7 separate regions of the Homo sapiens genome follow, and regions 2, 3, 4, 5, 6 and 7 are each linked to region 1. A link is a loop called in an ENCODE intact Hi-C map of the cell type or tissue named here. Cell type or tissue: IMR-90. All regions are shown on one strand. Region 1 overlaps CFAP20DC-DT (CFAP20DC divergent transcript). Region 2 overlaps CFAP20DC-DT (CFAP20DC divergent transcript). Region 3 overlaps FHIT (fragile histidine triad diadenosine triphosphatase). Region 4 overlaps FAM3D (FAM3 metabolism regulating signaling molecule D). Region 5 overlaps FHIT (fragile histidine triad diadenosine triphosphatase). Region 6 overlaps FHIT (fragile histidine triad diadenosine triphosphatase). Region 7 overlaps FHIT (fragile histidine triad diadenosine triphosphatase).

What was found. Hi-C counts contacts between places; a loop is a spot of excess contacts. Peaks named below come from ENCODE experiments on the same cell type or tissue, not always from the same donor. Only the 100,000 strongest peaks of a DNase experiment are listed, where the experiment ranks them.
Region 2: a loop joins it to region 1, with 9 times the contacts of the local background. A loop is called at or near these places in 19 of 110 quality-filtered maps.
Region 3: it touches region 1 in a loop (13-fold over the local background); 98 of 110 quality-filtered maps call a loop at or near these places.
Region 4: a loop joins it to region 1, with 4 times the contacts of the local background. A loop is called at or near these places in 4 of 110 quality-filtered maps.
Region 5: a loop joins it to region 1, with 15 times the contacts of the local background. A loop is called at or near these places in 23 of 110 quality-filtered maps.
Region 6: a loop joins it to region 1, with 3 times the contacts of the local background. A loop is called at or near these places in 2 of 110 quality-filtered maps.
Region 7: a loop joins it to region 1, with 7 times the contacts of the local background. A loop is called at or near these places in 5 of 110 quality-filtered maps.

What each region holds. Positions count from the first base shown.
Region 1 is chr3:59,573,580-59,577,579 of GRCh38, reverse strand. All of the region lies in intron 6 of CFAP20DC-DT (CFAP20DC divergent transcript), which reads right to left. Among named protein-coding and RNA genes, the nearest start is that of CFAP20DC-DT, 490 kb to the right of the region's middle. RefSeq lists a silencer at 1,843-2,137. In IMR-90, a CTCF peak has its summit at 1,972 (motif pointing left); DNase peaks (open chromatin) are centred at 1,949 and 3,489; H3K27ac peaks cover 253 bases.
Region 2 is chr3:59,311,173-59,315,172 of GRCh38, reverse strand. All of the region lies in intron 4 of CFAP20DC-DT (CFAP20DC divergent transcript), which reads right to left. Among named protein-coding and RNA genes, the nearest start is that of CFAP20DC-DT, 230 kb to the right of the region's middle. In IMR-90, a CTCF peak has its summit at 1,620; no DNase peak of the experiment used is centred here.
Region 3 is chr3:59,856,302-59,860,301 of GRCh38, reverse strand. All of the region lies in intron 8 of FHIT (fragile histidine triad diadenosine triphosphatase), which reads left to right. All of the region lies in intron 1 of LOC105377113 (a long non-coding RNA gene), which reads right to left. Among named protein-coding and RNA genes, the nearest start is that of MIR548BB, 760 kb to the left of the region's middle. In IMR-90, a CTCF peak has its summit at 2,369 (motif pointing right); a DNase peak (open chromatin) is centred at 2,371.
Region 4 is chr3:58,638,887-58,642,886 of GRCh38, reverse strand. FAM3D (FAM3 metabolism regulating signaling molecule D) reads left to right here. Exons shown (of 10, transcript NM_138805.3): 7 at 2,710-2,760. Among named protein-coding and RNA genes, the nearest start is that of FAM3D, 26 kb to the left of the region's middle. RefSeq lists enhancers at 1,455-1,955, 1,956-2,456 and a silencer at 1,994-2,153. In IMR-90, a CTCF peak has its summit at 2,080 (motif pointing left); a DNase peak (open chromatin) is centred at 2,096.
Region 5 is chr3:59,807,517-59,811,516 of GRCh38, reverse strand. The region is part of intron 8 of FHIT (fragile histidine triad diadenosine triphosphatase); the gene reads left to right. It overlaps CFAP20DC-DT (CFAP20DC divergent transcript), which reads right to left. Exons shown (of 7, transcript XR_002959675.2): 7 at 207-1,785. Among named protein-coding and RNA genes, the nearest start is that of CFAP20DC-DT, 720 kb to the right of the region's middle. RefSeq lists enhancers at 777-1,410, 1,411-2,044, 2,679-3,314. In IMR-90, a CTCF peak has its summit at 1,576 (motif pointing right); a DNase peak (open chromatin) is centred at 2,316; H3K27ac peaks cover 911 bases.
Region 6 is chr3:60,314,441-60,318,440 of GRCh38, reverse strand. The region is part of intron 5 of FHIT (fragile histidine triad diadenosine triphosphatase); the gene reads left to right. LOC107986015 (a long non-coding RNA gene) reads left to right here. Exons shown (of 2, transcript XR_007095935.1): 2 at 1-4,000. Among named protein-coding and RNA genes, the nearest start is that of MIR548BB, 300 kb to the left of the region's middle. In IMR-90, no CTCF peak of the experiment used is centred here; a DNase peak (open chromatin) is centred at 1,840.
Region 7 is chr3:60,430,116-60,434,115 of GRCh38, reverse strand. All of the region lies in intron 5 of FHIT (fragile histidine triad diadenosine triphosphatase), which reads left to right. Among named protein-coding and RNA genes, the nearest start is that of MIR548BB, 190 kb to the left of the region's middle. In IMR-90, a CTCF peak has its summit at 2,366; no DNase peak of the experiment used is centred here.

The DNA.
Region 1 (4,000 bases):
ACAGGATTTCTAACCAGGCCTCAGGCACTATTACTTGAGTTGTTAAGAGACAGCTGTCTTCACCTGATAGAGGTATTCACGAGGCCTGAAAATAAGCCCTTCTGGCAAAAATCCATCCTATACACCCATGAGGCACTTCCAAAATCCAAATGTTATAAAGAAAGTTTGACAGCACACAGGAAGCTGATATGTACACCTAACCTGTATTTTCTCATCCAAATGGGGTACCCAAAAGTGTGTCTGGAAATAGAGCACACAAGAGAGGAAGGAAAGTGGAGTAGGGACAAAGGAGAGAGGGGAGAGGGGGAGAGAACAACAGAGAGAGATCTAAGTTAAGGCTTCAGAACTGTGACACTCCGGCCAGTGCTGGCCATGAGACACCTGCTGAGGAAGGAAGCAAAGTGCCCTTTGCTTCTTTTTATTTTATTTTTAATTGATAAATAATAATTGTACATACTTATGGGGTATAACATGAAGTTACAATATGTACGATGTATAGAGGTCAAATCAAGATAATTCACATACATCAACTCAAACATCAATCATTTCTTTCTGTTGGGGATATTCAAAAGCCTCTCTTCTAGCTATCTAAAATATATAATAAATTACTGTTAGTTATAGTCATCCTACAGTGCCCTTTCTTCTGAGCCAGAGAAAAGAGACACACTCAAAAAAGACGTAAAATAACTCTGCTGAGATGAACATCTTGCATGCCCATTTGCTCTGCCAAACAGTCAAATCCCTCCAATAATTTAGAAATACAGGGTTATCTTGGGATATGGAGTGTGTCCCTACCACCAATCTGGACTCACCAACTGGGACTGTATTTTTGGTTTGGAATTAGCATGGACACAAGCTCAGAGGCAAAACTCACCATAAAAAAAAAAAATCCCATGGAGGCAAAGAATGGAACATCAAGAAAATGCTCTTACAAGCAGAACGTCAGACTAATGATGACGCTGGGATGAAACCAAGGAATATACAGTAGGAAATTCATTCAGACAATTAAGACACGAGGGCCATTAACTTAGTGACAGATTCCCACCCCTGGAGTTAACTGCTGTTTGCTAGCTGTGTGACTTTAGAAGTACTGCCAGACCTCTCTGGGCTTTATTTCCCTCATCAGTAAAGTGGTGATTAAAAGTTCCTACCCAGTAATGCTGCTGTGAGGTTTTAAGATTTTCTTAGAATAGCACCTGGCACATACTAGGCATTGAATAAATGATAGTTGTTATTATTGTTGCTGTTATTATTAATGTAATATGTAGTATGTTCTGCTAAGCAGGACAGAGGAAAATAGTAGCAGAATTAAATTCTAAGCAAAAGGGACAGGTTGGCATGTTTTTATTTGAGAGGACGAATCCCGCTGTGAGTTAACTCTTGGTGGCTTTTGTCTGGTGATGCTGAGTTACTTCTGGGACAATAAGCACGAGGCTGCTGCTATAGTCTCAAGATTCAACAGTAAATCACTGTGTATCCCTGCATCGTGTTGTTATTCTATGGATTAAACAAGATAATGCATGTAAAATGCTTAGCCCATAGTGGCATTTAATAAATAGCAGCTATTATTTCTGATATTCTCATTATCAATATCATTACAGCAATAATAATATTGTCACATACTAGCACCGAGTGATCCAATTTACAGTCTAACAATCATGCAGATGGAAGACTCAGCTGCAGCCTACCTGTTTTCCAAAAGGGGGTTAAAACTGATTTTCATCTTTTCCCTTTTTACGGTGAGATGATGAATATAAAAGTGTTTTGTAAATTCTAATGTATATTTCATCTTTTTTCTGAAAAATTAAAAAAATTAAAAGGCTCTCCCAATTTGTGGTCTCCAAGGTATTTTGCCTGCTACATTTTATTTTCAAAATGTTACCAGTACTTAATTCTCCCTGGTTCTCAGCAGTGGAAATGCTACGCCAATTGAAAGCCTCTGTCTGGAACACAAGAGAAATTCCGCCATCTGCTGGCCACTCGGAGAACTGCTCGGGAGAAGCTGCCCACAGACCCGTAACTACGGGGGTGGTAAAGGTGCAGGAAGGCTGACAGTCACCTGCCCGGTGGTTTGAGATCCAAGGGGGCATGGAGGACCCAGCCATCACTGTGGTCTCTGGAGGGTCACAGCTTGAATCCGTCTGCCATGCTCCTGCATGTGTGGCATCTGTCCCTGCCTGTCTCTCAGGACAACACCTGCCTTTGCAACTCTAGAAGCAGATGATAATTCAGAGACAGCAGGCCTGAGGTGCCAATCACTCTGTTCCTTGGCATTTTGCCCCATTCTTAGCCTGGCAGCACATCAAAGCCTGTTGCCTTCTGGCCTCTGCTGGAGGCTTAGGCCGCCACAGGCTCCAGGTCTCCTTGGCTATGTCCCTTCCTCTCCCCAGGGCCTCCACCATGTGTGAGACAATGCAGCCCACCAGGAATTGAGGCAGGGGCCACCCCCACTGAGCTGGGTGAACAGAGATGCTGTCCAACCCCAGGGCTTACTGCGCCAGGTTCCACCTCTCCTGGGCAGTGAGCAGCTCTTGTCAAGTCCTTATTTTATTTAATTTTATTTTTTATTTTTTTTCAGACGGAGTCTCGCTCTGTCACCCTGGAGTGCAGTGGCGCGATCTCGGCTCACTGCAAGCTCCGCCTCCTGGGTTCACGCCATTCTCCTGCCTCAGACTCCCGAGTAGCTGGGACTACAGGCGCCCGCCACCACGCCCGGCTAATTTTTTGTATTTTTAATAGAGACGGGGTTTCACCGTGTTAGTCAGGATGGTCTCGATCTCTTGACCTCGTGATCCGCCCACCTCGGCCTCCCAAAGTGCTGGGATTACAGGCGTGAGCCACCGCGCCCGGCCCAAGTCCTTATTTTAAACACACATTTCAACACAGAGAAAGCCTCACACACAATGGAAGGCTCTTAGCACCTAGGAAGAGGACTCTAGGAGACTGCTTCTGAGCCAAATGCATTAATGTGTAGACCATACAGAAGCTGACCCATGTTGAGCACTTACCATATGCCAGGCATTGTCACATGTGTTTTCATGGATTAAGGCATTTAATCCTTACAACAACTCTCTGAAGAAGATACAATTACTATCCTTATTTTACAGGTGAGAAAACTGAGGCACAGACAGTCCCAGCAGCTTACACAAGGATTTCTAGCTTGCCACTGGTGGAGCTGGGACTTGAACCCAGGCTGCCTGGCTCCAGAATTCACATTTCCAATCCCTATGTTTGATCTAAATACTTAATTTAACATGGAAAGACCAAACACAGTAATACTCCTTATGCACAATTTTGCTTTCATGGTTCCAGTTACCCAAAGTCAATTGGAAGTCAGAAGATATTCAATGGAGAACTCCAGAAATAAACAATTCATCAATTTTAAATTGCATGCTCTCTGAGTGTGATGAAATCCTGCTCTGTCCTGCCTGGGATGTGAATCCTCCCTTTGTCCAGTGTGTCTGCACTGTCCACACTCCCTGCCCATTAGTCACTTGGCAGCGAGTTTGTTTATTAGATCGACTGCCAAGGGACTGCGTGCTTGTGTTCACGGAACCTGTATTGTACTTATTAAAAGCCCCAAAGCATAAGAGTAGTGATGCTGGGATATTGTTGTAATTGTTCCATTTTTATTATTGTTGTCATTAATTTCTTACTGTGCCTAATTTATATTAAACTTTATCATAGACATGTATGTATAGGAAAAAAATATAGTATATATAGGTATACAGGGTTTTGTACCATTCGTGGTCTCAGACATCCACTGGGGGTCTTGGAATGGTCACCTGAAGATAAGGGTGGACTACCGTAATGCAAGAGCATGAGAGGTCATTGACATGATGGAGTCTTATGATCACAAGCAGAGGCTCCCCGGTACTGACAATGGGGATCCAACTTGAGAGATCACAGATGAGTGATGGCTAGAGTGAAAGAAGGAGGTTCTGGGAAACAGGAACCCAGCGAGAATCAGGGATGGGTCAGTACAGTCATATGAGAACAT
Region 2 (4,000 bases), 260 kb after region 1:
GTAAGGATTATAATAATCAAGGCTGCCATTTGCTGTGCCACTCTCTGTGCTTAAGCAATTTCAATTATTGACTCATTTAATCCTCAGAATTCTAAAAGTAAGGTTCTAGTATTATCCCAATTTTATAATCAAGGAAACTGAGGCACAATGAGGTTCAGTGACCTGTCTGTGGTCACACATCTAGCAGCGATAAGAACCCAGACTCAGTCTTCAGGGCTTAAGCTCTTAACCCCTCCACAATCTTGCTAAATTGAATTAGATCTTCTGCTATGTGTTCAGGCAGCCACCTGGTTTTCCATGGTGCGGGCAATTTATTCATTCCCTGACCAGTCCTTTCACTGCAATTCAAGAGGTTAAATGCTTTCTCATGGATGAATTCAAGAGACCACCCTTCAGTGGGAATTCTGTCTGCCTTATTCTTATTTCCTATGCTCTTCCTAGTCTCAACTACAAAGGCATCTTGAAATTGCATGCGTTGACCTGTACTGAAAATTAGCTATGGAATGTCTTTGTATGAAATTCTTTTCTGTACAAACCGTGGGTCAAAGAACAGAGCTCAGTTGTGAATTCTGATGCCTCCATTTGAAAAGTTCTGTTAATGTTGAGAATAAATATGACTCATCAATCTTGGGCAGTGGAGGTGGGCTGAAGAAAATTGTTAATTTACAGGGTCACTTCACTATGGGAGCCTGAACAGAAATGTCATTTTAAAAGTTGTGACCCTATTACTGAATTTACTGTTTTAGATGGTGTGCTGTTAGACTGGACTCAATGGACCAGGGGCTTGGCTGACCCTATCCAGGTCAGACATTTGACCTGGTGGGCCAAGAGACTCACATGACCTATCTGCCATGTTCCTGATGGGATTAAGAGGCAGAGTGCAAGAGAAGTCTTCTGGCCAGGGAGCAGGAGAGGGAAGGGAGAAAACACTGGAGTGTCAGGCAGAGTGAGGGATAGCCAGTAACCTGTTACTAAGGCTTAGTTACTGAAAGGAGGTTCAGAGCCAGGAAGGTGGTTCTGACCTTCGAGAGAGACCAAATCTTCTGAAGAAGAGTGTTCACAACAGGAGGTCCATGATAGAACTGAGACACAAGAATGAAATAAAGCCCTGCTCGGGTAGCTGCCATAGACACTGTAGCTTGGTTACATTGGACATGGTGGTTCATTCACATAGTCAGTGGTTTTATATGTCAGAAACTATGGAAAGTTTTTGGGATTCAGAAATGAACCATGGCACCATTTCTGCCTGCAAGGAATTCACCAGGCTAAATGGTGGCAAGCGCTCCTTTCAGAGAATTAAAGCACACAGTCAAGGCAGGAATAATGGTAAAACAGACTTGATTCAAATCATATCCCACCCATCCTAGTGTCAGGGTAACTCTCAGATTACTCTGCAGCTAAGCAACCCTAAGTAAGATTAGAAGGAAGTAGGTTCCAGGTTCCAAACATTTCCCATTTGGTGTGGACAATATCTGCTACTCTGAAATGAAGTCAAGCCAGGACTCCGAAGCCACTCTCTCTCTCTGGAAGGAACTCCATGTTCCAGGAGGAGCCATGATTCTTGCCAGCTCCCTGTGACCCTGGCCTCCCAGGCAGCGCTGTCTCCACCTCTGGCTCCTGCTGCCCCCATCTGCCTCTCTGTGGTATCACAAGGCACCCACTAAATTCACCAGCAGAGCTAAGAACCTTCAATGTTCCAGCAGTGGGGCAGTGAGGCAGGTGAGCCATTGGGGAAATTTCTTGGGGTCCAGAGAGTAGACTTTTTAAGATATTAAATCTGGAGGGAATCATCTCCTCCAATATCCTGAAGCCCAAGGTCAAGAGAGAACATGAAGCAGAATAAGTTCTGTCCACGAATAAAACCACTTAGCAGAGGCTCTGACAATTCTAATAATGAACCTCTGGTTAGAGGCCATCTTACACACCCTGCTCTCATTCTTACCCATCCTCCCCACCAACTCCATTTTCCACCTACAAGCTGGAGTGATCTTAAAAGATAAATCAGATCATGCAAGACCCTATCTCTACCAAAAAAAAAAAAAAATTAGTCAGGTGTGGTAGTGCACACCTGTGGTCCCAGCTACTCCAGAGGCTGAGGAGGTTGGGGGATGGCTTGAGTCCAGGAGTTCAAGGCTGCGGTGTGCTATGATCTCACTACTGCACTCCAGCCTGGGTGACAGAGCGAGACCATGTCTCAAAAAGAAAAAAACAAACAACAGAAAGAAAACCCTCCAAATACCCAACACAACAATAACAGCAACAACAACAACAAAAATACTTAGAATAAAATCCAGACCCTGACCAGAGCCTACCTGGGCTGGCCTCAGCCGACCTTGCTGACTGCATCTCCTGCCCCTCCTCACAGCTCTGCAGCCATCCCATCTTTCTCTCTCGTCCTCCAGCATACCCACACCAAGCTGCTCCCACCTCAGCGCTCAGTATACTCAGCCCCTAAGGGGTTGGTTTTTCTTACCATTCGGCTCAATGTCACCTCCTCAGAAAGGGTCCCTCTTTGGTCTCACCGCCCAGCCACCACTATATTCCCCGTCACCTGGCTTCACATTTCTTTTTTCTTTCTTTTTTTTTTTTGAGACGGAGTCTTCCTCTGTCGCCCAGGCTAGAGTGCAGTGGCCCAATCTCGGCTTGCTGCAAGCTCTGCCTCGTGGGTTCATGCCATTCTCCTGCCTCAGCCTCCCGAGTAGCTGGGACTACAGGCGCCTGCCACCACGCCCGGCTAATTTTTTGTATTTTTAGTAGAGACAGGGTTTCACCATGTTAGCCAGGATGGTCTCAGTCTCCTGACCTCGTGATCCGCCTGCCTCTGGCTTCACATTTCTACAGATCCCTGCACTAGCTGAGATGATCTTATGTAATGATTTATTGTCTGCCTCTACTACAAGGGAACCCTGTGAAGGCAGGAAGGAGGACTCATGCAGCAGAGTATCCCAGCACCTGGACAATGCCTGGCATAGTAGGTGCTTCAGAATTTGTGGGATAAATGAAAGTACAGTCAGCCCTCGGTATCCATGCCTTCAGTTGCCGTGGATTCAACCAATCATCCATTGAAAAGATCTGGGAAAAAACTTGTATCTGTACTGAAAATGTAGACATTTTTTGCATGTCATTATTCCCTAAACAATACAGTATAAGAACTGTTCACATAGCATTAACATTGTATTAGGTATTATAAGTAATATAGAGATTATTTAAAGTATATGGGACACTCAGCCCCATGTGCTTAGGTTATATGCAAATACTACACCATTTTATATCCGGGACTTGAGTATGCATGGATTTTGGGATCCGAGGGAGGTCCTGGAACCAGTCTCCTGCTGATTCTGAGGGTTGGCTGTGTCATGAAATTACCACCGATTCCATTGAAATGAATGTTTTATGATAAGGTTTCAGTTTACAAGTTCTAGAAATGGACTATATAAAGAACAAAATAAAGAGGGAAGAAGAAAGTTGTCCGTGTAGTTGTTTTAATAAGAACTAAAATATATACTTATTAAGCCCCATCTATACAGGATATTTAACTCCATACTATGCAGAAAGAAAATTGTTTCTGCCAAAATTACAGAAATGTAGGCTTGATTTATAATAATGTAGAAACAGTTCCAATGAGTTGTTAAATCTTGTTTATTTCTGGGACTTCACTGAGTTTTCTTTTGCATGAAGTTATTATTTAAAGTTCTAGTTAGCGAATTAATGTCAATAATTTAAATGAATATCTTTGTGTGCAATTATCTTGGATTGGAAGGCAATAAAACAGCTGGAATTACTTTTAACAAATTACACATTCCTTCCCCGTCATGTACTCTACTGTTAGCATTAGGGAATGTTACTGCTGTAATTTCGTATTTAAAGTAGAAGCATTTGGTTTAGAGGAAATTATAGAGCTAAAAAAATCCATATGCTCCTCACATTCACCCTAAAGTAATAAAAACATCAAGAGGTCAGGATTCTCTAATAAGTGATATTCGATCACACTCTATGTATT
Region 3 (4,000 bases), 280 kb before region 1:
TCAGCTAGCTGTCCTTTGGCCATTCTCATTTGCATTCCTGATCATCAATTCTTCCCAACAAAGGGTCTTCTCAGAAAACAAAGAAGGATTCTAATCATGTATAACATAATTTTCCCATTAAACTTATGCTATTTTCTTCTTCTCAGAGCTCAGCACTTTTAGTATTTTTTTTAATTCTGAAGCTGTTTCAAACCGACAGAAGGGTAGCAAGAACTGCGGTATCCTTTCACCCTGATTATCCACCTTGCAACATTTTAATTCTCTTTCATTCAGAGAGATCAATATATAGATATTCCCTTTCAGATATGATGCTCCATCACTCTTCAGGTGTTTGATTACCTTCCCAAAACAAGAGCACTCTTCTCATTACTATTATAAAAACACTTCCAATCAGGAATCAACACTGATACAGCACTACCATTCAGTCCACAGGCCCCATTCACATTTTGCCAACTGTCTCAGTGATGACATTTTCTTTTTTGGTCCAGGATGCTATACAGAAACATACACTGCATTTAATTATTATTTTTCATCAGTTTCCTCCAATCTGGAATGGTTTTGTTTGTTTGTTTGTTTGTTGAGAGTCAGAGTCTCCCTCTGTCGCCCAGGCTGGAGTGCAGTGACGCGATCTTCAGCTCACTGCAACCTCCGCCTCCCAGCTTCTAAGCAATTCTCCTGCCTCAGCCTCTGGAGTAGCTGGGATTACAGGCACACACCTCCATGCCTGGCTAATTTTTTGTATTTTTAGTAGAGACGGAGTTTCACCATGTTGGCCAGGCTGGGCTTGAACTCCTAACCTCAGGTGATCCACCCGCCTCAGCCTCCCAAAGTGCTGGGATTACAGGCGTGAGCCACAGCACCCAGCCTGGAATGGATTTTTATTCTTTCCCTGTCTCGTGTTTTCCTGCCTTAAAGAGTATAGGTCTTTTTTTCCTGTAGGATGACTCTTTCTCTGGAGCTTCCACTGTTTCTTCATTATTAGACTCAAGTCATGTATTCTTCCATGCCATCTTGGCAGGAATTCCACAAAAACGCTGCTGAGCTCTTCTCAGCATATCACATCAGAAGGCAACCACACTGACCGTATCCCCACTTGATCACCTGGTCCAGTTGGTACTTGCCAGATCTCCCCATCATTCTTTGAGCATTTCTTTATATTCTGGTACAAAAAAGATGCTCCAGGATCATCTTATACTGTCCCTGTCCAGCCTTGGAATCAGCCACTTCTCCAAGCAGCTCTGGTTCCTGTCCGTGTAGAATGATTTTAGAAATCAAGATCTGGGTGCTTAGCATGCTTATTGTTCCTGTGATGTCAATGCTTTGAGACCCAGTCAACACAGAGCTAGGAAATATGTACATATAAGTCCACACAAACACACACTTATTATTATTTCCATATCTGGGTATGTGTATATGTTTACACATAAGCCACATGAATTCATATCAGTATCTTCAATTCAAATCTAAGTCTTTTCCCCCTTCCACATTTATAAATACCTTCTCTGACAGAAACTTGGTTCCCATTATCCTTAATATATATACTCATTTGTTCAATATTAGCCTTCACTGCCCACCACCTGCGTACATCTCATCCTCTGCTCTGCTTCCTCACACACTAGAAACACCACTGCCCCCATCCATGCAGCACCCCTCTCCCCACGTTGCCCTGCATGTTCAGTTACAGAGCAGGCTGCCATCACTACCCACCTCCACAAGACACCCCTCGCTCCTGCCTCCTCAGATGCTATCATTTCTCTCCAAGAAAGAAAGGGAAAAGGCTGGGCACGATGGCTCACACCTGTAATCCCAGCACTTTGGGAGGCCGAGGCAGGTGAATCACAAGGTCAGGAGTTTGAGACCATCGTGGCCAACATGGTGAAACCCCGTCTATACTAAAAATACAAAAAATTAGCCAGGCGTAGTGGCGGGCGCCTGTAATCCCAGCTACTTGGGAGGCTGAGGCAAGAGAATCACTGGAACCCAGGAGGTGGAGGTTGGAGTGAGCCGAGATCGCTCCACTGCACTCCAGCACTCCATCTCAAAAAAAAAAAAAAAAAAAAAAAAAGAAGGTGGGAAAAGGAAGGAAGATCACCATTTATGTCTTTTTGCTGATAGATGATGTGGGAAACTCCCATACACCTTTCACAGCAGTCACACATATGTTGAATGGGCAAACCATTCTTTGACATCTACTCACTCCCTTTTACTCTCTCTGCATTACTTACTTGTCTCCAAGGCTGTGTCTAAGCATAGTTGAAGACAGAAATCATTTAATAATATTCAGCTGAGCCAACTGGCCATAAAGCTGAGACTCCAATTAGGGGAACTGGAAGCTCTGGGCAGTGGTGTCAGGGGACCAGCAGGTGGCGCCCGTAAGTTCTACTCTAAACCTTTCTGTATCCAGGCTTGTTCACTACCTTCTTTCACCACCTGGTTTCTCTCTATCAGAGCTCTTTAAAAATATGTTAGCATTCACAGTTCCCAGTATCGCTGCAGACATAAATGTTGAGAAATGCATTCTTGTTTTCCTTCCCAAGGCACCAATAGTACAAAGACAAGCATAAAGCCCCTTAGGATACAAAAAAAAAAAAAAAAACCCAGCACTTTGCACAGCATAGTCATAAGTGACGTCACTCTGTAATCTTTAACAGGAGTGGTGTTTTCCACGCTCATAGGACAAACTGACTCTTGAATCTTTGTTAGGCCTCCCTGTCTAATCGATATGTAAGTTTCTCTAGGGAAAGAATAGGGTGGAATATTATTTGTATAATCTTGTCCTATGAAAATATGAAAGAGATTATTGGCAACATTTTTGATAACCTGGTGGAATAAAACTCCAAGCCCTGCCTAAGGTAAATTATCATAAATCTTATATGTCAGGAACGTGGTAGAGAGTTGCAGGTAGGCAGTGAAGTGGCCAGAATGTTTAAAAAAAAAAATATTCTGACCTGGAATCTGTGGCAGAGTGGAGAGAGTTGCGGTGACATATCTGATCTCATTAGTGCTTAAGGTTCCTCACGCAGAGATGGAGAAATGACAGTGTATCGCTCATTCCTGCCCTCTGAAGCCTTTCCATTAGAAATGCTGCAATTTAATCTCACATGTCACAAATCAAACCCCAACTTGAAAACTGCTTCCCCTGAAAAGGTGAACACATTCCATGCCTTGTGGAAGGAACTCCAGTGCCCCTCAGAGGAAGTGCTGTGTCCCCGATAGCAGCTGGTAATATCAGCTCCACATTTGAAAGGACCCCAGGCATCAGTATTCAGAGACTGCGATTGTTACATTAGCGTGACTTTTTGCAACTTATGTGACTTTGGGTGAGTTGTTGAAATTCCACTTGACTCAGTTTCTTTATTCACTAATTGAGCATAATCTCCACCATTCAGGGTGGTTGTGGGGATTAAAGGAGAGTTAAAAAAAAAAAAAATACTCAGCCGGGGAGCTAAGTACTTGATAAATAGAAGCTGTAACTTATTATTGCTTACTGTTACTTCCAGACTCTGAGCTAAGGGCTTTATATTGTTTACTTCCTTAATTCCCACAGAATTAGATAGATATTATAAAAAGCCATTTTGCAAAGAAGGAAACTGAGTCTTAGAGAAATTAGATAACATTGCTACATTATACAGCTAGAAAAATGGTACATTCCAAAGCTAATGAAATCTTTCTGTAATGTTACACTGCTACTTGTATATTGGAAATAAAATTTGTTATGCCTTACAATTGAGTATACTACTAAGAAGAATGGTCTGCATCTATATTCCTTTGTGAGAGAAGGCTGTAATTTTCCTCCCTTGTGATTTTTATGCCTGGTCCTAGTAACAGGGTTATACTGATTTACAGAATCTATGGGGAATAATCTCTTTTTTTCTATCATATGGAAGAGTTTGCATAAAATTGGAATGATGTCTTCCTTGAACATTGGGAAAAATTTGCGTGTAAAATCACCTGGTGTGATGTTTTCTTTGCAAAAAAAATTTTAACAATTACCTTAATT
Region 4 (4,000 bases), 930 kb after region 1:
GCAAGGCCAGAGGATGAGGAGCTAGCAAGCCTGCTAAGAAGTGTGACTGGAAGCCGAGAGCAGTAGGGAGCCACGGAAAGGCTTTGAGCAGTGTGTGAGGGGCCAGGCATGCACTCCAGAAACCTCCCTCCAGCTTGGAGTAGGGGGGCTGGAGGCAGGGAGACCACAAGGGAATCCATGGCCTTGATAACCCTGCATCTCCTGCAGGACACACACTTAAACAGGAGGCCAGAGGGCCGCCAAGCCTGAAGTAGGGACACGTTTCAGGAGGGAGTGGACTTACAGGGTCAGGTAAGGACCAGGTGGTCTAGCCCCAGCCAGACCTCCTCTCTGCCTCTGTTCTTAGAAAACAGAGTTTTCTAAGAACTGGCTGTAAGGGCCACTTCTGGGACAAAGGTCAGGGCAAGTTGGGGAAAAGGTGTAAGGGATGCTCAGGAAGGAACTTGTCGAGCTTGTGTGTGGCAGGACCACATGAGCACACTTAGGAAGGAACAGGGTAGGATGGGAGCCCCGGCCTTGCCAGCTCCAAGCCCCTGCACTTCACTCCAGAGAAAGCCTTTTCTCGCTCTGCCAAGAAACCCTAATGGGTCAGGGGAGAAGTCGAGGCCTGGAGCAGTGATGGGGCTGTTCCTGGACAGATGGGAGTCAGAGGACAGCCCTGGCCAACTTCCTAGGAGCCCAGGAAGGGCCAGGGCAGGGAGTGGCAGGAGGCTGAGTGCAGCCGTTCCTCTGCAGCTTTGAGGAGGGCCCAGGCCTGTTCCACTCCAGCCTCAATGAAGTGGCATCCCTCCTGCAGGGAGGGTGTGCCCAGGCTGGTCTCAGAGCGCTCTTTTGTGCATGCCAGACCCCAGAAGACTGTAGGAGCCTCAGCATACATCAACACTCCCATCCATCTGCCCTCACCCCACAGCGAGGGCAGGCAGGAAATGGCACAGGCTGCAGCTGACCTGGCTGAAACCTGCTGACTTTCTCCCCTAAATGGGTCGCACCTGAGAAAAGCTTTTTGAATATTCTCCAATGAGATGGCCCCAGACTAGGCCTCTTTCCCTGCTTCTCACAAAGCCAAAAGGATGAAAATAACCATCAATGGCAATAAGAACTAGCATTTATTGGGCACTTACTGTGCCTTTTCATTTAACCCCATCACTGTGTTAGGATGGAGCTATGCTCAATATCCCCATTTCCCAGGTAAGAAACTAAGGCTCAAAGAGGTTAAGCAGGCTGGGTGCAGTGGCTCATGCCTGTAATCCCAGCACTTTGAGAGGCTGAGGTGGGCAGATCTCTTGAGCTCAGGAGTTCAAGAACAGCCTGAGTAACAGTGAACCACCCCCCGAATCCGCCCCGTCTCTACAAAAAGTAAAAAAATTAGCTGGGTGTGGTGGCGCACACCTGTAGTCCCAGCTAAGGCTGAGGTGGGAGGATTGCTTGAGCCTGGGAGGTCGAGGTTGCAGTCAGCCAAGCTCACACCACTGCACTCCAGCCTGGACTGCAGAGAGACCCTGTCCAAAAAAAAAAAAGAGGTTAAGCAACTTGCCCAAGGTCACACAGCCTATAAAACCACCTACGTTTGAACCTGGATCGAGTCAACTGCAGGTCTTAATCATTCACCTGAACTACCTCCCTAGACTAGAAATGTCTCAACCACACATACAGCACCTACTGTATACATGCGTGCTATGTATGCCAGATGTGGGGAAGCCCAACAAATCATGTAAGGGGCTCAGTGTCCTCATCTATATGACCAAGAACAACACAAGGATTGCTAAGGATCCAGTAGTCTTTAACCTTTAGTGGGGCAGAGAGTCCTCAGGATCTTCCAGCTATGCTGGCCGCCACCCCCACCCCCAACACTCTCCAATTGCAGAATCATTCACAAGCGCACGCGATCACAAAAGCAGCCCCATGGGTTCATAGACTCCTTCCAAGAGCCCCAGGTGAAGCATTCCGTTCACGCTACGTGGCTCCCGAGAATCCTGGAGGGGCTGCTAAGCGAGCCTGCTCGCGCCACCTGGACAGCCTAGGCCTGGTCCCCACCCTCCTCCGTAAGCCTCGGAGCTGCCATCCCCTCTGCAACGCCTCCATCTAGCGGCGGAGAGCGCGAACTGTAACGTTCCTCCAGAAGACTCGGTTCCCTGGAGGGCTTGGCCTTCGGCCACCTCCTCCCACAAAACCCACAAACGCAATCCAGGTTACTGGACCCTGGGAAACTGAGTACCGCTTAGCCCAACACAAATCCCTTTGCCTTCAAGAGGTGGAGGACTCCAGTTGTAGGTTTTCTATTTAGGTGGGAATAATAATGACGACTGTCATTTTGATTTTGATTTTGCAGCTAAAATTCATCTTGTATGACTACTATTAATATTTTAAATGTATCTCCTTTAGTTCCCACAACCCATTGTACAGATGCAAAAATTGAGGTCAAAATGCTAAGTCCTGCGTTAGAAACTGGTAGGACAGAACACCGACTCAGACTGAGTAGACTCAGTTCGATTCCAGAGATGTCCTCAGCCATTACGTTCTTGAACCTCTCAGATGAGCCCAGCCATTCCTGGAAACCTACTTTAGTCCTGCGTGCTCTTTATAGGACCTGATTTCATTAGATTCTTATTCTGTTTTTAGATCTTAGACTACAGATTAGGCATTTTCAGCAGAACGACAGGCAGAATGACACGTGTTACAGGGGATAATCGTTCTCCTCTTAACCCCTAGGAACCACGGGAGCTGTGCTGGGACAGAAGGCATTTGACATGTACTCTGGAGGTAGGTGCCTCTGCTGACACTGAAGTCACAGTCGGGGGTGCGGTGCAGAGGGCTGAGCCTCTTCATGTGGCAAGGGACCTGGTGGCTCGAGGTACCTGGTGCTTCTTTCCACAGGAGGCACCCAGGAAGAGGTGCGGTGGGGGGTTGAGGGTGTCCTGCTGCTTTCGAAACTCCTTCTGGCCATCTCAGTTGGGATCTCCCAGACTCAGATCCTGAGACAGGGATTCAAGTGCAATGCTTTATTTAAGAAGTGAGCTCAGGAAACGTCAGATGGGCAGCTGGAACCCTGTCCTCAGCCCAGGGCTTCATAAGACCCCACCCGGCCCTCCTCCATCTCCATCCCAACTCATGGGTGAGCAGTCCGCAGAGCTAGGAGTGTGCTGACCTGGAGTCTGCATCAGGGCCCACGCAGGTCTCTTACCAGGTGTGCCCCACCCCCAGGCTTCTGACACTCCCCCAGGATGGAGGGGTGACCAGGGGCTGGCTGTTGCTTGATGGGAGGGTGCTGTGGATGGAGCCTGGATGGGCCCACTGAAGTGCCCACATGCGGTGTGCAAGGTCCCTCCTCCTGGTACAGGATAGAGCTGAGGACAGGGGCAACAGGAGATGGGGACAGGCCAGGGGCTGAGGACCAGACATTCTGCCTGGAGTCCTACTGATGTTCAGCGTGGCCTGGGGCCAGGTTTATGGAAAACGTCCAGTCTCCGGTGTCAGAGACTACTGGCGGCATGACCTGAAGCAAGTGATGCCTCTTGAGCCTCAGTTTCTTCATCTGTGACATAGAGGCAGCTATAGTTTCCACTCCATAAAATTGATGTGAAGATTAGATAACCTGAAATAATTGGTGGAAGGGTATCCAGCCTGACTGGTGGAGGGGTCCAGGCAAGCTATGTTAGTCTTCTCCCTTCCCTCCTCTTCCCCTTCGCTCCCCTCTTCCCTCATTCCGTCCAGATGACTCAGAAGCAAGGAAATCATCTGTCAGAATGAAAAGGAAAAAAAGCGTAAAGATGAAACTAAGCTTTAAAATGCCTTATGATAAACTTGAATGTAGCCACGGCTGATGGGGACCCAGAAACAGAAGCATTGTGAGCAAGTAGTCCTTCCCTTCAGGAAACAAAAGGGGATGATGGCTTTTTAAAGTGAGGTGATCATTAGCAGAAGGCATGTTTTATTTTTTCAAATACCCACCGTCCATCCAGACAAGCACCAGACCGTAATATCTGCTAACAACACAAATTAA
Region 5 (4,000 bases), 230 kb before region 1:
AATTTTTATCCCAACTGTTTCTAAAGTCTGAAAACAAATCACATTTTTTCTTTTAATAGAATATAGATTTGATTTCTTGATTTTAAAACATGCACTTTTAATTCTGTCTGGGCATGCAGGATGCCCACATGCTGGCTAAAAAAAGAAACACGAAGCTATTTGGAGAATCACTTTGTCTACACAAAAGCAGAAGCTGATTTGACTAATGATTTTTCTCCTCTTTGATTTTTATTTGAATCAAAATGAGCAGTTAGTTATATCTTGGCACCCCACTGCCATTGCCTCTGCATTCTCCTAAAATAAAGAGGATTTGATGTGCTTAGTACAGATGTGTTATGAGAGGGTGACATAAGTGTGCAAGGGCATCCTTGACGTTGTGTTGTGTCCATGTGACATAGTAACTGGGCACAACTCATTTCACACTGAGAGGTTGAGACTGGTCAGTTATTGGAAACCCAGAGCATTCTGATTTTCTCTTGTGACAACAGTTCCACTTTGGCCTGTTCATAAATCACACTGGCTTGAGAGCAGACCATCACAAGTATGTTTTCTTTCTAGTATTCCACTTTCAACAGACATGTTTTAAATTAACCAGCCAAACACAGTTCAAGAATCAGAACCAGTGAGTGAAAAGTCTACTTGGCTCAAAACCTGACTCAGTCTTATTAATTCAGAAAGCAGAAAGCTTACATGCGCTAATTACCAAAGCTACTAATTAGCTTTAATTATAAGCTTGGAAGGAAGTTGAAGTGTGCTGCATTCGATAGTGCTGTTGACCTTTTCAGTGTACTTTGGAGGGGGAGGGTGGAGAGGCATAAAGGAGGTGTTATAAAATTCATCAGAGAGCAATTAATTTATGTCTTCTGATGAATATGCTATAAATTAACACATCTGTGTATATCAGAACATAAAGGCATTTTAATGGAGCCTTACCAGTGTCAACTCTGAGTGCCCCAGCCAGCCAAGAAAATGTACTCGTTTGGTAAGTTATTTCTTATTCTACCGCTATTGTAAACCATGTGGCAAACTGCATCCAGCCAGGTGCATGCTTCTATTTGTAAGTCATAATTAAGATAGGGGGCCAGCTTTGATTGATTTGGGAGGGTCACTCTGAGGAGCTGCCCTTGCAGACATTTCATGAGGTGCTCAGAAATCTGTTTCATGCCAAAGTCTGGAAATACTGTCCCCATTGGTCTCTCACCAGGGTCTTATTTGTCACTCTCTCTGAGCCTCTACAGCCCAAGGCTCAAACCGTGCCTTTGATGTGGCTGGGATGCTCCATGCTGTTTTTCATGTGGTAAGACAGCTCCTCCAGTACTCCTCCTCACACAAATGACGATGGCTTTCAGGGACCACCAGTACAGCCTTTCACACCTCAGAAGACCCTCCTCAGGCCCCAGGAGCCCTCTCACAATCCCCGTAAGAGGCACCTAAAGCAGACCAGCATCTGCTTGCTGTGACTTGTAAACTCTGAGTCCCCTTATCCTCTAGATTTGAAGCTTCTTTGGTTAGGTTCCAATCTCTCAAAACTGACGTATCCCCTAGTAACCACCAGAGGGATCCCATATAATGTGATAAAAATTATAATCAACATGGAGGAATCACAGCTCAGCCAGCGTGTGCTTGCTTCCAAGGCCCCAGGTCTCTCAGCCTGGAAAAGGAGAGCGGGGAACAAAGGAGGAACAATGTGAGGGAAGGTTCTCCTTGGCAGCTTCGGGGAAGGGATCCTCAAAGGAGAGGCACAGGTCTGAAGACGGAAGTGTCTGAGGCCAATCTTCTCTTCTCCTGGAAACAAGCAAACAAATAAAACAAACCCCAGTCATTACAAAGAAAGCCCTTTGAAAATCAGTGAAATCAGACCCTATTTGTTTCTAAACCCGTGTTCAGAAGTTGAACTCCAAATATAATGAGATTTTTTTGTGAGAACTAAGAGCCTTTTCCATGTTTCAAATAGGGTTGTACAATTGTATAAAAGAAGAGGGAATTGGGAGTGTATTATGTTAGCTTCCTAGGACTGCTGTAACAAATTGGCACAACATGAGTGGCATAAAACAACCAAAATGCATTCCCTCCCAGTTCAAGATGCTGGATGTCCAAAACTAAAGTGTCAGCAGAATCATGCTCTCTCTGAAAGTTCTGGGGAAGAATCCTTCCTTTCCGCAATCTTTGGCCTTCTTTGGCTTACAGCAGATTCACTCTAGTGTCCGCTTTGTCTTCACATGGCCTTCTGCCCTCCGTTGATGTCCTTATAAGGACACCAGTCACGGAATTTAGGGCCCATTCTAATCCAGTATGACCTCATCTTGACTAATAACATCTCCCAAGACCTCTTTCCAAATAAGGTCACATTCTGAGGCTCTAGGTGGACATGCATTTTTGGAGAGCACACTCTTCAACCCAGTATGTGTTCCTTAACTATTTATGTAAACAACATTTCAAGTTTAAGCCCTAGACACAAAGCTGGGCTGATACTGTAGTTCTAACATGATTTCCAGGTCTTGGGATGAAATCCATGATCACCACCGGGAAAATGATACTTCAGTCACCGTGGGTTTCCTCTCTGCTTTTTAAAATATAGTTTTTCAAGCACAATGCCTCTCCTCTAAGCTGTTGTAAGGCTTCTGTCGGAGAGTTTTTGGTGTCTTTTGTGTGTGAGTGTGTGTTGTGTGAAGTATCAGAAGACATTGTTTCTACCCCGCAGTCCCTTTGTAGCTAATTTTATTGCCCTCAGCTGTTAGGTCTTATAGATTATCCCCGAGCCTATTGGGCCAAATCGGTGTAGTTAAAGCTCAAGCCATCCTTGTTTATCCCTGTTCTTAATTCATGTCTGGCTGCCCAAACGGCCAACTGAAACTCCAGATCAGCTCAGCAGAAAGCTGTATGTTCAGGTCAAACATGCTTGAGTGAGAAGATTGTCTGCAGTGTGTCAGGCAAATTGGCAAGCAAGTGTCAACAGACCCGGAGGTGGGAGGAGAATGAAAAGAGGGGAAATTAGCAAAAGGAGTGGACGTGGTTGGACCTGAGTTTTACCGTAGGGTAGAGACTGGTCATCACTGGCAGAGGTGGGGTTGTGGGGAAAAAGGGAGATAGTCCCAGGGGCTTGTCAGAGAGGGCCTCCATCTCCAGGTCAGAAAAGCCCTGAAGAGCCAGCCTTTCAAGCCCACTTCTTGTTCAGAGGCCCCTCCGCAATATCCCTACCATGTGGACTTCTAGCCTTGGCCTGAATTCAAGCATCCTAAGTCATTACCAAGCCCCCTTTCAAACCACACTCTTCATCCTGCAATTTTCATTATGTTAAAAAAGCATCTGCTTCCCCAGACACTAAAGGCCACATATTGTATGATTCCATTTCTATGAAATATCCATAATAGGCAAATTGATAGAGACAGAAAGCAGATAAGTGGTTGCCAGGGACTGGGGGGGTAGGGGAAAGGGGAGTTACCACTTAATGGGTGCAGGGTTTCCCTTCGGGATAATGAAAATGTTCTGAAACTAGGTAGCGGTGATGTTTGCACAACACTGTTGAATGCACTAAATGCCACTGAACGATATACTTTAAAATGGCTAAATGGTGGATTTTACGTTATGTGTGTATGTTTCACCACAGACATATAAATTGCTTTCTTCCGATCCACCCACTAGTTATCTACCTGCTCCATGAAACCAAACAAGTTTAATTCCTTTTCCACGGCCCACGTTGTTAATGTTTCTTTCTCCTGTGTTTGCGGAAACCATCACGCACCCCCACCCCATATCTCCACTTCTCATGACTACTCACCCTGTGTCCCAGAATTGTGCATCTTTGAAACCCCTGATCCTGGGTACCCTCCAATGGATATATCCCCTTTTCTCATTCCTTTTCTGAAATTATGCTGCTGCTGGGATATACTGCTGCCGAGGAATATGGACAGCACATGCTACAGAATAATCACCTGCTTTGGCCTGGGACTTGGAAGGTCTGGGTCCTGACTTTAACTCTCTGTGTAACCTGAATGGTAAA
Region 6 (4,000 bases), 740 kb before region 1:
GAACATTTATTTTTTCACCCCCCAGATGCCTTTCTTTGCAACTTTTGCTGTCATTTCATTTGGTTGATTTCTATTTCACTCTTGATTCAGTGTTGTTTCTTTCACAATAAGATAAATAAAATGATCAGAAATCGAGCAAGACTTTCCTTTTGTTAGTTCTTTCTTTTGATGTCCAAAGAAAAAGGCAAGCAGTTACTGTAATTTTTGCTCCTTAATGTGATTTTTTTCTTGGTGCTTATTTTCAAACATTTTAATGTCCAGAAAAGCCCTACATTGCTTTATCACTGCATTATACCATGATGTGTTCAGGGTTTTTTGTTTTTGCTTTTGTTTAAGATGCCCAGAATGGGGCGGGGCATGGTGGCTCATGCCTGTAATCCCAGCACTTTGGGAGGCCGAGGCAGGTGGATCACTTGAGGTGAGGGGTTTGAGACCAGCCTGGCCAACATGGCAAAACCCCGTTTCTACCAAAAAATATAAAAATTGTCTGGGTGTGGTGACATGCACCTGTAGTCCCAGCTACTAGGGAGGCTAAGGCAGGAGAATTACTTGAACCTAGGAGGTGGAGGTTGCAGTGAGCAAAGACTGCACCACTGTACTACAGCCTCAGCAACAGAGTGAGACCCTGTCTCAAAATAAAAAAAAAAAAAAAGAAGAAAAACTTGCCCAGAATGGAATTTTGAACTAGTACTTCCCAGTACTAGAGTTCTGTAGCAACTGTGAAGCTTTGACAGTCTCTCCTACTTGTTGTCATGTTGGCACACTGATTTGTTAATGGGGAAAATATTATATATATATATATATACACACACACACACACACATATATAATTACATATTATATGATTATATAATGATATATATAATTATATATAATGATATATGTATATATATTTCCAATATATTAGCATCACTTTTGTGAGGATCCACCCAACACAAACTGCATGTTAGTAGCTTTGCTGTAGTTAACTACTGAAATATTTTATGAGATCTGGGGGTGAATAGTAAGCAGTGGAAAAATGTGATGAGCATCAGAGGAATTCTAATAGACCATTTGGTAAAGGGATTGTTTTATTTTACTGCTTTTTTCATTTATCAATTACAAAGATAACAATTGTCAGTCCAGGATGAATAGAATCATCAGGAAAATTTAGTTATATATGCACTTGTTATAGGGATTGATTTTCAAAAGTTCTTAAGTAGATTTTATTTTGTGGGTGTTCATACATAACTACAAGAAAAAAAAGGAATATGAACTAATATAAGCCATTTGAATTTTTAAAAATATAATGTTGAGTAACAGTTTGAACCTAAGAATGTAAGAATACATTATTCACTTAAAATGACACCCTTCTGGGCCAATATACTTTCCTGTAAAGTTTCTTTTTATTAGATTACTGTATAGCTATGGTTAACACATTTTATTGTGAATAAGGATCATTTGGAATTACTTAATAAAATCCTAGTTCTTGGGTCCCTTGTTCCAGAGATTTTATTTCAATCGATTAGGAAAGGACTACAGGATCGCTCTATTTAACAAGCTCTGCAGGTAATCCAAAGTCCTCAGACCACACTACATTGCTGTGTATAATCCATCAGTAATCAAAATATTGAGTGTGTGCTATGAAATTATTTTAAGAAATTCCTTAAAGTCTTTTCAAGTCTTTTCAGAAAAGTAGTTGTTGGAACCATGGTTTGCCATATGTAAAATATGCTGTGCTAAGTTACAGAACAGTTTTGAAAAAGACTTAATCTGTTTTGAGTGAGCCTGTGGCAGTTGTAACATTCTGGATTTCATTCAAATTTGTAGCAATGCAAATGGCATGCTTTAGATGTGGCTGTAATGCATTTAGCTCAATGACAAGGAAACTGGCAGATATTTCCATAAGACATACTGATTGAGAAATAGTGCTTGCTGCTAGTGGCTTGATCTGCATACATTTAGGATTTAATAGTTTGCATTTTTTGCTTACTCACTTGTCCTAAATGCTTAATGAATAGGCTCTAAGGCTTTAATTTTCAACCTATCCTAAGTTTATTACTAAAGTTTATCAAGCAATAAACACACTATTGCACTTATACTGTCATGTTTTTATAAAGCAGTTTATAAAAGGTGACATCTGGCAAAGAGGCAGATCTATAAAAATCATGCTGGTGGATGTAGTGTCATTTTTTCTGCCATACACCCAGAAAGAGTAATATTATTTTGACACACACATACATCCCCACTGTCAAGTTTCTATTTTTATAGTTAGCTTACTGCATGTATCCTTAAGCTATACAAAACCTTTGGGCTAATGCAAAAAGTGACATTTCTGCATATTTATTACAATGCTATTTTAGAGGTTGACTTTGCCTGATAGGATTTTTCCAAGAACAATGTCATGTTCATGACAGTAGACATCATTGAGAACAATACTATTGTGTAGTTAGTCAGGAAAGGTCAATATGGAAGGACAAATCATAAATTGCTTAATTTAATGCAGCATGATTTTGCCTCAATATTTGCTAGTTATAGGGGAGAAAACAATGATAACGTGGCCCAGATGAGCAATTCTTTGAGTAGTTGGAATATGAACTAATACTTTACCAAATGAGTGCACTGCCCTGCGATCCAGCAACTTTACTTCTAGGTATATACCCAAGAGAAATGAGTGCATTTGTCCACCAGGAAGATGTATGAGAATGTTCATAACAGCTTTATTCATAAAAGCCCCAAACTGGAAGCAACCAAATATCCATCAGCAGCAGCAGAATGGATAATTGTAGTATACTTACAAAATGCAACACTTCAGAGCAATGAAAACATACCATCTACTGCCCTGTGCAGCAGCAGTGATGAATTTCACAGATAGTATGTTGAACGGAAGAAGCTGGATGCTAGAGCGTACCTTCTATGTGATTTCCTACACATGAAATTCAAGAACTGACAAAACTTGTCTATCATAATAGAAGCTAGGATACTGGTTTCTTATTTGTGTGGGGGTAGGATGGGGATGTTTATTGAGGGAAATGTCTGGGTAGGGTCAGAGAGAGGCTTCTGGAAACATGTCTTATGACCTAGGTGGTGGTTACTCGTGTGTATACATATGCAAAAGAGCAGAGCTATACACTTAAGATTAGCCCATTTTATTGTATGTTCTGGCTATCTGTTGCTGTGTAACAAACTACTCCATAACACAATAGCTGAAGACAATTTATTATTATTATGTCTCCCAAGGTTGTGGGTGAGAGATTCCCACAGGGCATTAGGATGAATAGCTTACTGCAGTTCATTAATGTCTGGAGCCTCAGCTGGGATGACTCAGATAGCTGGAGGTTGGGTGGGCATCTTTCCCTTTCTCTCGCCACATGCTGTCTTGGGCTTCCTCATAATATGGTAGCCTCAGGGTGGCAGACTTCTTATCTTAGAGCAATTCAGGATTTGAAAGCTAGTGTTTGAAGAGAAATGCCAGTTTCTTGAGGCCTGGGCATAGTAAGTTCTGCTGAATTCTTTTATTATTATTATTTTAAATTTTAAAATAGAGACAGGCTCTCACTGTGTTGCCCAGGCTATTCTTGAACTTGGGACTCGAGTGATCCTGCTGCATTGGCCTCCTAAAGTGCTGGGATTACAGGCATGAGCCACCGCACCCAGCCTCTGCTGAATTCTCTTAGTGAAAATACTCAGTGGCCCCACCTTACTCAGGGAGAAGGAACATAGACCCCTCACTTCTGGATGGAAGGAATGTTAAAGATTTTGTGGCCATTTTTATTCTGCCACACCATATGTTGCTATATCTCAGTTAGAAAGTTTTTAACAGTTCAGATCAACCTCATTACTCTCAAAACTTTCTTCCTTATGGGTAGGGAGCCTTTTGTAAAATGTGAGTCTAGTTCTGAAAAACAAACAACAAAAGAAACCCTCCATTTGAAATCATAGTTTCTGTCACATCATACTTCTCTTCTCAGTTTCCTTTTGAGGTGAAAAATTATGATTTTTTCTTATTTTATTTGAAGTT
Region 7 (4,000 bases), 860 kb before region 1:
AAAGGGTCCAATTTTAATGTATTCTGTGGTACATAAAAATAAGCTCAAAGTGAAACAAAGATTTAGAAGTAAAACCTGAATCTATAACGTCTGTAGAAGGAAATGGGGAAATCTCCTTAACATTTGTCTAGGCAATAATTTCTTGGATAGGACACCGAAATCACAGGCACCAAAAATAGACAATTGAAACTACCTCACACTGAAATGCTTCTGCACAGCAAAGGAAACAGTCAACAGAGTGGAAAAGCCACCTATGGAATAGGAGAAAAAATGAACCATACATCTGATGCATCTAATATGCAAAATATGTAAGGAATTCCTATAACTCAATAGCCAAAAAAATCCACTCAACTTGGTTACAAAATGAGCAAAAGGACTTAAATAGAAATTTCTCCAAAGAAACATGCTAATAGCCAACAGGTATATGAAATGATGTTCACCATTACTAATCATCAGGGAACTGTGAATCAGAACCGCAGTGAGAGGACACCTCACACCTGTTAGGATGGGCTGTTGTCACAAAAGCAAACCCAAAACCCAAGTGCTGGTAAGTGTATGAAGAAATTGGAATCCTTCTAAACAGTTGGTGGGAAAATAAAACGATGCAATGATTATAGAAAACTGTATGGAGATTTCTAAAATTTTGAAAATAGATTTACCCCATGATCTAGCAATACCACTTCTGAGTATTTTAAAGAATTAAAATCAGTATCTCAAAGGATATTAGCACTCTCATGTTCATTGCAGCATTATTCATAATAGTTAAAATACATAAACAACCTAAATGTCCTTCCACAGATGGATATATAAAGAAAATGTGATATACATGTATAGTACACCCCCCACATATATATATATGAACATTATTCACCTTGTCATAGGAGATAATGTAGATGAACCTGAAGGTCATCATGTCAGATGATATTAACCAGTCACAGAAGTGCATGATTCCACTTATATGAGAAATCTAAAACAGTCAAATTCAAAAAAGTAGAATGGTCATTACCAGGGGATAGTGATGGGGGCAGGGATGAATAGAGAGTTTCTGTCTGACAGATATAAAGTTTGTTATGGAAGATGAACTATTAGTTCTAGAGATGATCTGTGTAATGTGTGTACAGTTAACAATATTATCTAGTGCACTTAAAATTTTCTTAAGAGTATGTATCTTAAGTGTTATCACAGTAAAAAAAAAAAAGACAATTCTTCTAGCAAATGTTTTGATGTGTTTTAATCTTATAAGTAAAAAACAAACACAAAAATGTGTTTTCAAAAACCATAATCAAATATAAACAAGTATAGGTGATTTGATGTTAATAGGTGACAACATCCAAGAAAAGCACATTGGTAGGTTGGCAACATGTTAATTTTACTCCTGTCACCAATGCTTCCCCCAGTAGATCCATGTGAGCTATTTGAGGCAGGAGCTATTTTTCATAAACAGTTTTTAAGGATCCTATGACCCTTCTCAATTGTTTAGCTGTGAAAATTAGAATTATGTTTATTTGTAAATTGCCTGCATGCTAGTAGTCTCTTGCTTATGAAGTACTGATAAGCCATCCTCAGAAGCTTTTAAAAGAACCTCTGTGTTAAGATAAAAATGCTATATAGTGATATATTTACCACGGTTTCACTATACACTCAGTTTTTATCACTATCAGTATATTATAGATGACGCATATGGATGGAAGCATGTTCCCTCAGAGCTCTTTCCTTTTCATTAATAATTGTAGTAGCTATCTAGATTAGGTCCAACACTCATTTATTGGATGTTGAATGTTGAGTGCCTACAATGTGTCAAAAACTATAGTCAGTCCTGAGAATTAAAAATAAAGGCCCAGACTAGGCATGGTGGCTCATGCCTCTAATCCCAGTACTTTGGGAGGCCAAGGCAGGTGCATCGCTTGAGCTCAGGAGTTCAAGACCAGCCTGGGCAACATGATGAAACCTTATCTCTACAAAAAATACAAAAATTAGCTGGGCATGGTGGCATGTACCTGTAGTCCCAGCTACTCAGGAGGCTGAGGTGGGAGGATTACTTGAGTCTGGGAGGCGGAGGTTGCAGTGAGCCAAGATTGCGCTACTGCACTCTAGCCTGGGTGACAGAGTAAGACCCTGTCTCAGAACAAAAACCCAAGCAAACAAAAATAAAAGCCCTACTGCCAAGGAGCTGTAGGTCAGTGGGGTGAGCAGAGGAATAGTGTATTTGCATGTTTCCTCTAATAAAACTATGCAGGAGACCACGGATACACACATGGGGCAACAGTTAATTTTGTCTCAGGGTGGCCATAAAAAGCTACTAAGAGAAGACTCTGAGCTGGACATGAGAGAGTCTGTAAGTGCTCACCAGAAGGGGGTGTTTGAGAGGCGTTTTGAGCTGAGGGAAGTTTGTAAGCCAAGTTGCAGGATGTCAGTGAGGTGCTTAGGAAATGCAGACTCCCGACTTTGGTAAGATGGCTTTGTCATTTACTGCATGTGTAGCCGAGGACAAGATAGAACTTGAGCCTTCGTCCTTCACCAGTAAAATACTAAATGATTTGAAATAATTAAAATATATACTTAAATAATATTGAAAGCATAAACATTAGTTCCCTTTCAAGTATGTGTGGGAGGTGGGGAGATAGTTTTGAGGGAGCTGTCGGCAAGAGATAGGTCAGTGAAACAGCCAGCGACAGCTACACTAAGCATCCTGAATTGATTCTACGGATAAGAGTGAGCGAGCAGTGGTTCTGAGTTGGGAGAGCCCCTGCTTTGCTATAAAATTGTTAATTGTTATCCAGTTTGTAAAGAAAACTTAAATACTAAATCATTAGGCCAACATCATAAAAAGAAATGATGGAGCAAGAATGTTGCATGTAAGGGATAGAATGAAGTTAATGGTCATTCTTTTTTTTTTTTTTCTTTTGAGATGGAATCTTGCTTTGTCATCCAGGCTAGAGTGCAGTGGTGCGATCTCAGCTCACTGCAGCCTCTGCCTCCAGAGTTCAAGCTATTCTTCTGTCTCAGCTCCCAAGTAGTTTAGACCATAGGTGCGCACCACAATGGCTGGCTAATTTTTGTATTTTTAGTAGAGACAGGGTTTCACCATGTTGTCCAGGCTGGTCTTGAACTGTTGACCTCAAGTAATCTGCCCACTTTGGCCTCCCAAAGTGCTGGGGTTGCAGGTGTGAGCCACCGCACCTGGCCCAAAACCAGGACTGAGAAAAAGGAGCAATCTTGCTTTAGAGTAGTTGAGAATTATCACTGCCCTGAATCTCACCACCCTTGCAACTATTGGCTTAATCTCAAGGAATGAAAACTGCTGGAAGCAATAGAAAGAGATCTTTAATTAGTAGAGTACATCGAACCTTACATAGATGTAATCTCCCAAAGTTCAGTAAAAGCTTAGAGTCATCAAGAAGTTGGTGACTGTTATCTAAACTTGATGGAGATAAGTGCAGAAAACAGACATAAAAAAATACCAGATGAGAGTTATAAAAATACAGTGAAGAGTGAAGTATCCTGCCTTAGAGAGAGAATGATATAAGAGAATAAAATGCAGTATTTTTAGCTAATGTGATTTGTAAAAGTAACAGTGCAAGAAAGCAGTTTATGGCAGAAAAAAAAATATTGCCCTTAGACCCACAATGAACCAGAACAAAATGGGATAGGCTGTGTAAGAATCAAGTTGGCTCAGAAGTAAGACACCTCATAAAGGTACTATATTTAGAATTTTGAGGTGGAAGTCAGAAGTGGGTTTCTGTATTATACTTCTGTGGTTCTTCCTCTCTGTGGAAGAAAAAAGGTAATGTTTGTTCAGAAAATGGCTACTGTGTTTTAGACACAGTGTTAAGTGCTAGTAAGAGGTACTTAGTGAAAAAATCACTTTTAGACACTTGAGTAAACTGGTTACTCGCTCTATTCTCCAGTGGAATGCAACAGTCTCATTGTATCCTCACAGCTCCACAGAGCAGCTGAGGGCATCTTTTTAATACTGCAAATCTGCAGGTCAGAAGACGGC